Regions from separate parts of the Homo sapiens genome. Here all the other regions are linked to region 3. Evidence: chromatin contacts called from ENCODE Hi-C or POLR2A ChIA-PET data. All regions are on one chromosome and are shown on one strand. Each heading gives the region's core, a stretch centred on a gene start or an enhancer-like site at or near the end of the contact. The rest is flanking DNA. Distances are from core to core; before and after follow the strand shown.

What was found. A loop is a pair of places that touch in the nucleus more often than their neighbours do. ChIA-PET counts read pairs that join two places held with the same protein, here RNA polymerase II (POLR2A). Pooled maps may share reads with other maps.
Region 1: a pooled map shows a loop between it and region 3 (13-fold over the local background). The contact joins the promoter of GLIS2 here to the promoter of ZNF500 in region 3. A Hi-C loop is called at or near these places in 1 of 37 single-sample maps with no recorded cell type and 8 of 50 pooled maps. POLR2A ChIA-PET finds 5 or more read pairs at or near these places in 2 of 52 experiments (CD4-positive, alpha-beta memory T cell and K562).
Region 2: a map of CD4-positive, alpha-beta T cell shows a loop between it and region 3 (8-fold over the local background). The contact joins the promoter of EEF2KMT here to the promoter of ZNF500 in region 3. A Hi-C loop is called at or near these places in 3 of 168 maps with a recorded cell type or tissue (CD4-positive, alpha-beta T cell, ascending aorta and naive thymus-derived CD4-positive, alpha-beta T cell), 8 of 37 single-sample maps with no recorded cell type and 15 of 50 pooled maps. POLR2A ChIA-PET finds 5 or more read pairs at or near these places in 1 of 52 experiments (MCF 10A).

Annotation. Positions count from the first base shown.
Region 1 is chr16:4,314,652-4,317,351 of GRCh38, forward strand. GLIS2 (GLIS family zinc finger 2) reads left to right here and starts at 1,416. Exons shown (of 7, transcript NM_032575.3): 1 at 1,416-1,603. RefSeq lists enhancers at 1-43, 44-556, 2,678-2,700 and a silencer at 1-251.
Region 2 is chr16:5,096,375-5,099,074 of GRCh38, forward strand. EEF2KMT (eukaryotic elongation factor 2 lysine methyltransferase) reads right to left here and starts at 1,421. Exons shown (of 8, transcript NM_201400.4): 1 at 1,270-1,421. The coding sequence starts at 1,365. RefSeq lists an enhancer at 1,040-1,665 and silencers at 1,102-1,261, 1,432-1,561, 1,872-2,411.
Region 3 is chr16:4,765,912-4,768,611 of GRCh38, forward strand. It overlaps ZNF500 (zinc finger protein 500), which reads right to left and starts at 1,251. Exons shown (of 6, transcript NM_021646.4): 1 at 1,106-1,251; 2 at 1-165. The coding sequence starts at 67. RefSeq lists a silencer at 998-1,297 and an enhancer at 2,490-2,569.

The sequences.
Region 1 (2,700 bases), core at 166-2,665, 450 kb before region 3:
AGCCTTGTGCCTGCCATGGATGCCTTGTGATCAAGAGCCACGTGCTTCGGGCTCTGGCGGGGACCGCAGCATCAAATGCACGAATGAAGACGGACTTAAAACCAGCGTCAGATGCCTCACCTCTAGGGGATGCTGATTCTGGGATGCCTTTTTCGTCTCCTAGGCTCCTCAAGGCCAACTGCGCTGGGAAGAGGGGGTGTCCAACAGCAGGAGGGCTGTTTTTTTGAACTACAATTTGCCAGCATACAGCAGAGCAGCAAGAAGATAACAGGGCGGGGGGCACGGGATTAGCCCAAACAAAACACACTCAAGAACGCGAGTCTGTGGTTCAACACGAGGCAGAAAACAGCTGGGCCGGGTGCGGGGCTTCTCCCTCGCGTGTATCCGCTCACTGCACTCGCTGCCCTGGCCGCGGGCGCCGCGCAGGGTGCTGATGTCCAGGAGGGATCTAGACCTCCCGCGGCGCTCGGGCTAGTGGACGCAGGTGGTCCCAAATGCTGGGACCAAGCTAGGAACCAAGCGGAAGCTCGGATTGCTCGGCATCGGGCCTCGTCGTTATTCTACCGTGAGGGAAACTGAGACCGAGGGCACGGCAGGGAGTCGCCCGCCGTCTCACCAGCGTGAGGGGTTGCGCCGGGCCCCGAAAACTGGTTTGCGCCGCCCGGCATCGGGATCCGGGACCTCTGCCCGCCGGGCGCTGCCTGCGCGTTCCTGGAACTGGGCTGGGCGGAGAAATCAGGGCCCGCAGAGAGGCATTCCTGCCGCCTTCCCCGCCGCCCGGGGCCGCAGGGGGGCCTGGCCAAGGTGACCCCGCGGGAGGAGGCGAGGGGTCCCCGCCCGCTCCGCCGCCGCGACCTCCTCCATCTTCCCGGTCTGCGGGGCTTTTCCTCTGGGCCCGCGCGCCCGGCCCCCTCCTCGGGCTTCCCCGAGGGCGGGACGTCTCGGGCTCCCCCGCCCCCCCAGGCCACCTCCCGGCCGTGTCCTAGCGCTGCCCTCGGGCCGGGGGCGGGGCCGCGGGGGGGGGGTGGCGTGAGGATGGGGCCGAGGAGGACGCGCGCGGCTCGGCGCCCCACTTCCCTCCCTCACCCCTCCCTCCCGGTGCCCGCTCCCCGCGGCCGCGCCGCCCTCCCTTCCCCCTCCCTCGGCCCAGCGCCGGCTCCCGCCGCCCCCTCCCCCGACGCGCACGCCCCGCCTGGCAGCTGGCGCCCCGGGCCTGGGGCCGCAGCGGTGAGAGGGGTTTTGCTGGGAGGGAGGGAGCGAGCGAGCGAGGGGAGGGGTGGAGGCCGCCCCCCGCGCCCCTCCTCCTCGCCCTCCTCCGCGGCCGGCGGGCCCTCCTCCCGCCGCCTCCCTCCTCCCTCCTCCCGCCCGCCCGCCCTCCCTCTAAGACATCCCCGCACGGCCCGGCCGCCGCGGCCACCTTCCCTGCCCGAGCTGCAGATGTGGCGGAGCGGCCGGGCGCCGGGCGGCCGTGCCAGGGGAGCCCGCGCCCCGTGAGGCCTCGCGCCCCGGCCCCCGCCCGTCCCGGCCCCTCCCCCGCTCGGCTCCCCGCGCCCCCCGACCGCCGGAGCCCGCAGCCCGGATCCCGACCGCCCCCGCCGCTGAGGTAGGAAGCCCCCCGGGCGTCGCGCCGTGGGGACCGGGCCGGGGCGGGGGGGGGGGGGCCCGCCTGTCGCGCCGGGGCTGCGGGGCCCGAGGGTCTCCTCCCCCGCTCGCGTCCGCGCCCCGGGCCATTGTGAGCCCTCGCCGAGGCCCCCGCGTTCGCTCGCTCGCTGGCTCGCGCGCTCCCTCCCTCGCCGGCTCCCCGGCCGGGTCCCTCGAGCTCTCGGTCTTTCTTCTCCCTCCTTCCTTCCCTCCGTCTGGAGGCCGGGCCGAGCAGCGCCCGGGCCCGGGGCGGGCGCAAACTTCAGCTGGGAAGTTGGGCGGCCGCGGTGGGGGGCGTGCGGCGAGGTGAGAGGGGGGTACCCGGAGCCTGGGCATGAAGTTGTCCGGGGCAGCCGCCCCTCCTCTCGGCCGCGCCGGGGCTGCTGCTAGGAAGGGCTTTGGAAGGTGCCTCCTCCCTTGGCCGGGAGAGTCTCCCTCCTGCTGCCCCTCGCAAGCCCGGGTCCTTCCTTGGACCTCGGGAAGGGGCGTCCCTGGGGGGTCAGGACTGGGAGTTTGGGACAAGTCAGGCACTTGTTACTCCCCTGCGGTCCGGGTGGACGCAGGCGACCGGCCTGGCAGGGAGGAGATGGCAAGGGGTCCATACTCGCCGGAGGGCGGGTCTGGAGCGGGTGGAGGAGGGGGCGAGGCAGGTGCATCCCGAGGGAGGAGAAGCACGCACAGCTTCCCCGCTGGCCCCCTGGGATGGGGCTGGAATCCAGGCTGGCACCTGGAGGCCTTGGCATGCTGCCCTGCCCAGCAGGGTACTCGGGCCACAGCAGGGCAGCGTGCAGCCTGTCTGCCTGTCCAGGAGGGCCCGCCCAGCCTGGCCAGAGGGTGGCCGGGAAGCAATGGTTTCAAGGAGTTGCCCAGCCCTGCCCTGGGGCCTGGGAAGCTGGAAGGGATGCTGGGAGGGGCCCTGGGCCCCCAGCCATCACAGCCCAGGATCTTGGCTCTGGAGGGAACGCTTGACACTGAGGGGGCAGCCAGGCCGGCTGGGGACCTGGCCAAGGCCTGGGCTTGGTCTGGGCCATGGAAAGGGCCTGGGCCATGGTTCTTGGA
Region 2 (2,700 bases), core at 171-2,670, 330 kb after region 3:
AAGCAGAGCCTCATCTGTCATGGGTACTGCTGATCCATGGTGCCTGGCTCACAGAAGGCATTTATTAAACATTTTGAGACTGAATAAAAACACTAGCTAACACCAACATGTATTTACCATGAGCCAGGCACTGATCCACAGGCTTTTGTACTCAACCCTGACAACAACCCTAAGAGGTAGGTATCATTATATCCCCCATTTTATTAATAAGAAAACAGCACAGAGAGATGCAGTCACTTGCCCAAGGTCACACAGGGCCAGGGGCTGGGCCAGGATTCGAAGCAGACAGGCTGTCTCCTGGGTCTGAACTCTCAACTACTGCACCCTAATCAAACAATCCCTCTGGTCAAATGTGAGTGGTAATAATAGTACCCACCTCGTGGGTGTTGAGGGTGAGCCCAAGTTAGCATTCAGCGTGGGCATGTGAACAATTACAGTCAATACTGAATGGAGACCTATGATGCTTTTATGAAGGTTTCTATTTTGGGTTAAAAATGCACGAATTTCTCTTGACCAGAAATGATCTCTGAGTGCAAATATTTTATGTCAATGGAATAACGCAAATGATTAAGCAACACCCCATAAAATGGGGCAGACCCAGGGAGGAATATATATCCAAACTCACTCATCCCAGTGAGCTCACCGCACATGAATTACAAATGAGGCCGGGTGCATTAAGCCCCTCTGCTGGCAGAAGGGAGGCTGCTGCCTGCCATGGGCCTGTGCTGAGAATGGCAGGTCCCCAGGGCGAGGAGAGGCCACCCCCTTCTCTGTCTCTTCCATCACAGGCGTGACAGCCTCAGAGCATGAGCCGATTCTGTGCAGTGCTCAACATACAGATGAGAATACTGAGGCACGAGGGACAGCCTGTGACCCGGTCACCGCGCTCAGGAGGACGTGGTTACCTGCGGTCCTGACGGCGCTGACTTTTTAGAATGGGCGAGGGCAGCTGTGTCCCAGTGACCAGAACGATTACTGCCTTTAAAAAGTCGTGAAAATGATCGTGAACTGTACCCCACACCGAGCGCGCGTCTGCCCCCCAAGGCTGTGGAGACGCCCCCAGCTTCCCCCGCCAGCTCGCGGGGCAGGAGGGGTGCGAGCGACTCTGGCCAGGCCCCAGGGACGGGGACCGGGTCGCGCGGCCCTGACCGGCGGGAGCCCAGGAACTCACGTGGCGGGAGCGCCAGGGGCTTCAGCACGGAGACCCGTCCCGTCTGCCCCTGGACTCCCGCGAGCCCCGCGGGCCTCTCCGCTCGCCCCGCCGCCCACCTGCCAGGGGAAGGAGCGCAGTGTGCGTGCCGCCAGGAAGCGGCGCTCGAAACTCTGCAGCAAGAGTTCGGTCCCCGCGTTCTCCTCGGGCGCCATGACGTGGGCGGGGCCGCAGCGTTGCCGGCAGACCGGGCGGAAGCCCGGCCTGGACTGAAGAGGGGGCGGGCCCAGGGCAGTGAGCGGGGGCAGAGAGGGGGCGGGGCCCGGGGGTCCCCCGGGGGTCAGGAGGAACGTCGTGGGGGCGGACTCTAGGGCGGGGCCAGGATGATTGTTATGAGGGCGGGGCCTGGGGTGGGGCCAGGATAAGCGTCGTTGGGGCAGGTCCTGGGTAGGGGGCAGGTCCTGGGTAGAGTCCAGGTTGGCGGGTCCTGGGGCGGGGCCAGGATAGGGCGATCCTGGAAGCTGGGCTTCAGAAGCGTCCAGGTTGGTGGCGTCCTGGAGGCGGGGCCTTGCGTGGGGGCAGGATAAGAGTCCTGGAGGCGGGCATTAGGGCAGGGATAAACGCCATTGGGTTCAGGAGGCGAGACTCGGAGCAGAGCCCAGGAGACAGGTCTTAGGGCGGCGCTAAGGCCAGACCCAGAGAAGAGCTCAGGAGGCGGGGCCGGGGCGGGGCGTTGACTATGTCGTAGCACATGGCCAGGCGGTGCTCGGACTCTGGGAGGCGGAGCTTAGGACGGGCCGACGTGGGGAGGGGCCCAGGGTCCGGGAGGCGGGGCCGAGTCCGGGCTGCGGGCTGCGCTCAGGAGGCGGGCCCTGGGAGGCGGAGCTTAGGGAGGGGCCGGTGTCGGGAGGGACCCAGGGACTGGGAGGCCGGTCGGGGCTGGGCTCAGGGGCCGAGACCTAGCTGGGCTTGGGGCGGGGCCGAGACGGAGCGAGGGGTCCAGGGCGTGGGAAACGGGGAGGGGTTTGAGGAGGGGATCGGAATGTGGCTCAAGTTCGGGAGGCGTTACCTGTGGAGGGTTTGAGGCAGGCCCAGCAGCGAGGCCACGGTCTGCCGACGCGGGGCCAGGGGCGGGCCCCAGGATCCGGAGCTTAGGGCGGGGCCGAGTCCGGGTTTGGGGACCGGGAGGCGGGGCCGGTTAGGGCGAGGGTCCCTGGGATCGTCGGGTCAGGCCTTGGGCCAACGTAGGCACTCTCGCAGTTCCTCCGCCTTCAGGAAGGTCTTTTTGGCAGGGGCCCTACGGGTGCGCGCTTCGGTCCTGGAGGCCTTATCCAAGCCTCCTCTCCATCAGCGCCACCCGTCTGGGGTCCGAAAGGAGGGAGCTTTCCCTCTGTCCCCCAGCCTTTGGACTGTCACCAAACAAGCCATTCGTTCACCAAATACTTATTAAGCGCCTACCAGGTACCTGACAAGGGAGATGTAACGGTGAGAAAAACTAGGTGTGGTCCAGGCCCTCCAGGGGCTCAGGGGCTCGTGGAAGAAGTGGACAT
Region 3 (2,700 bases), core at 1-2,500:
GGATCTCTTCCTGTTCCAGGTCCTGCTCCAAGGTTGGCAGGGGCTGGAGGCCAGGGACAGTGGCCATTGCTTCCGGTGGGCCTTGTTCCTTTTCAGGCCTTAGAGTTGAACCTGTCTCTCTCTATACCTCTGGCCAGACACAGGAAGAGAGTTTTTTTCAGGGCCCTGTGGAGAGACGATAAAACCATCTGAAGGGCAGCCCTGGGGCTGGATAAGCCCTTTGGCCTGGGAAGCCCCTGCCCTGGTTCCAAGGCCAGCTCACCCCACCATGGAAAAGGAAAAGGAAGTGGATGAATGTCATCTTTGTTATTAACCCCCTGTTAATTCCCGGGTAATTTACTGAAGGGCTCTGGGCTTTGCTTCCTCACTGGGCAAACAGAGATGATAACAGGACCTACACACACAGGTTGCTGACAGAACTAAAAGGGATGGCTGGGGGCAGTAGCTGACGCCTGTAATCCCCGCACTTTGGGAGGCAGAGGAGGGCAGATCACGTGAGTTCAGGAGTTGACCACCTGGTCAACGTGGTGGAACCCTGTCTCTACAAAAAATACAAAAATTAGCCCGACATGGTGGTAGCACATCTGTAATCCCAGCAACTCGGGAGGCTGAGACAGGAGAATCGCTTGAACCCGGGAGATGGAGGTTGCAGTGAACTGAGATAGCGCCACTGCACTCCAGCCTGGGCGACAGAGAGAGACTCAAACAAAAACAATCTAAAAGGGATGTTTGCGGTCAGAGCTCGAGAATCGTTATTTTCCATGATTAGAGTGGGTCCTATATGGAAGGGGTTCCTTTGGAAATCTGATGAAAAGTAGGGCCTTTCTGCAGACTCTGCCTCAACTTGATCCCCGGTGTCCAGGTCTGGCGAACCCTGAAGCCCCTACGCGGCCCCGTCAGGCACCCCCGCGTGGGTGGTCACGACAGCCCCCCAATTCCAGGGTCCTGGGAGAGCTGGGACCCCCAGGCCGGGCTGCTTTCCCGTCTCATCCCTCAGGTGGAGGGTGAGCGGTACCCGAGGCCGCGGCACAGACCCGGGTGCTGGCGCGGGCCGCGAAATCGAAGCTTCGGCCGGGACCCGCGTCCCCGCGCCCCCCGCACTCACTGGAAGCGCTGCCGGCCGTGGGCAGTTCGGGGCAGGACCGGAGCGGCGGGTCTCGGCGGGAGTAGGACTGCGGGCCTCAGGCTTGGCAGCCAGGGACGCCAGAGCCGGGGCCGAAGACCCTAAACCAGGGGTGCAAACCAGGCCGTGCGGGTGGGCCCGCAGGCGGCATTGTGGGTAACGTAGCCGTGGCACCATTGGCTAAGCCGGCCGTTGGGGGCGTGGCAACACGGCCGAGTGGGCGGGTCCGCGACGTGCACTGTGGTTAATGTGGTCCTCAAAGGCACGCATTGTGGGTAACGTAGTCCAGCACCTCGGTGACCGCGCGAGCGTGCGGCGACTCTGCAGCCTCTGGGCTACTTTCCCAGTCACTGTTCCACACCCGCTCCGCTCTCCTCTGGCCGCCTCCTCCATCTTTAAAGCCAGCAAAGTCGTCCGGGCACGGTGGCTCACACCTGTAATCCTAGCACTTTGGGAGGCCGACGCGGGCGGATCACCTGAGGTCGGGAGTTCGAGACCAGCCTGACTAACGTGGAGAAACCTGGGCGTGGTGGTTCATGCCTGTAATCCTAGCTACTCAGGAGGCTAAGGCGCAGGTTGCAGTGAGCCGACATCCTGCCATTGTCCTCCAGCCTGGGCAACAAGAGCGAAACTCCATCTCAAAAAATAAATAAATAAATAATAAATAAATAAAATAAATAAAGGCAGAAGTTGTTCAAGATAAAACTGGAAGAGATGCCAAGTGCTTGCGCCCACCCTCCCCCAAGAGGGCCCCCAACAACGTCCAACCCCAAATATCCCTTGTCCTGCCTGCTTCTTTCTGACAACATAATAATGGGCATCAATCTTTGTTGTTGTTGTTAGAGATGAAGTCCCACCATGGTGCCTAGGCTGGTCTCAAACTCCTGGGCCCAAGCAATCTTCCCGCCTCAGCTTCCCAAAGTGTCAGGATTACAGGTGTGCCCAGCCAGGTATCAATTCTTGTATGTATGTATTTATTTATTTAGAGACAGGGTCTCACTCTGTCGCCCAGGCTAGAGTGCAGTGGCTCGACCTTGGCTCACAGCAACCTCCGCCGCCCGGTTTTAAGCAATTCTCCTACCTAACCTCCCGAATAGTTGGGATTACAGGCACGAACCACCAGGTCCGGCTAATTTTTGTATTTTTAGTAGAGATGGGGTTTCCCCATGTTGCCCAGGCTGGTCTCCAACGGCCTCAAGCAATCCACCCACGTCAGCCTCCCAAAGTGCTGAGATTACAGGAGTAAGCCACCGCTCCCGGTCGCATCAATTCTTGAGCATCAAGCAAGCAAAACACATTTGTACTTCGTTTCTTCCTCATTTAGTAATAGAGGTACTATAACTAGACCTACCGGTTCAACAAAACAAAACAAAACCCTGAAGCTCTGAGAGTTTTAAGTATTGAACCCCCCAGAGAAGGTCAAACAGGAAGTACAGAAATGGGATTGGAACCCAAATCTTTGATTCCAGAACTTCAGCTCCTAACTACCAGGTTAACGTAGTTTGCCCCTAATCCTAACTTGGGCATCCTAAGGCCCGTCTCCTATGCTGGATTCTCGCTGCTTTTCCTCTTTGGTT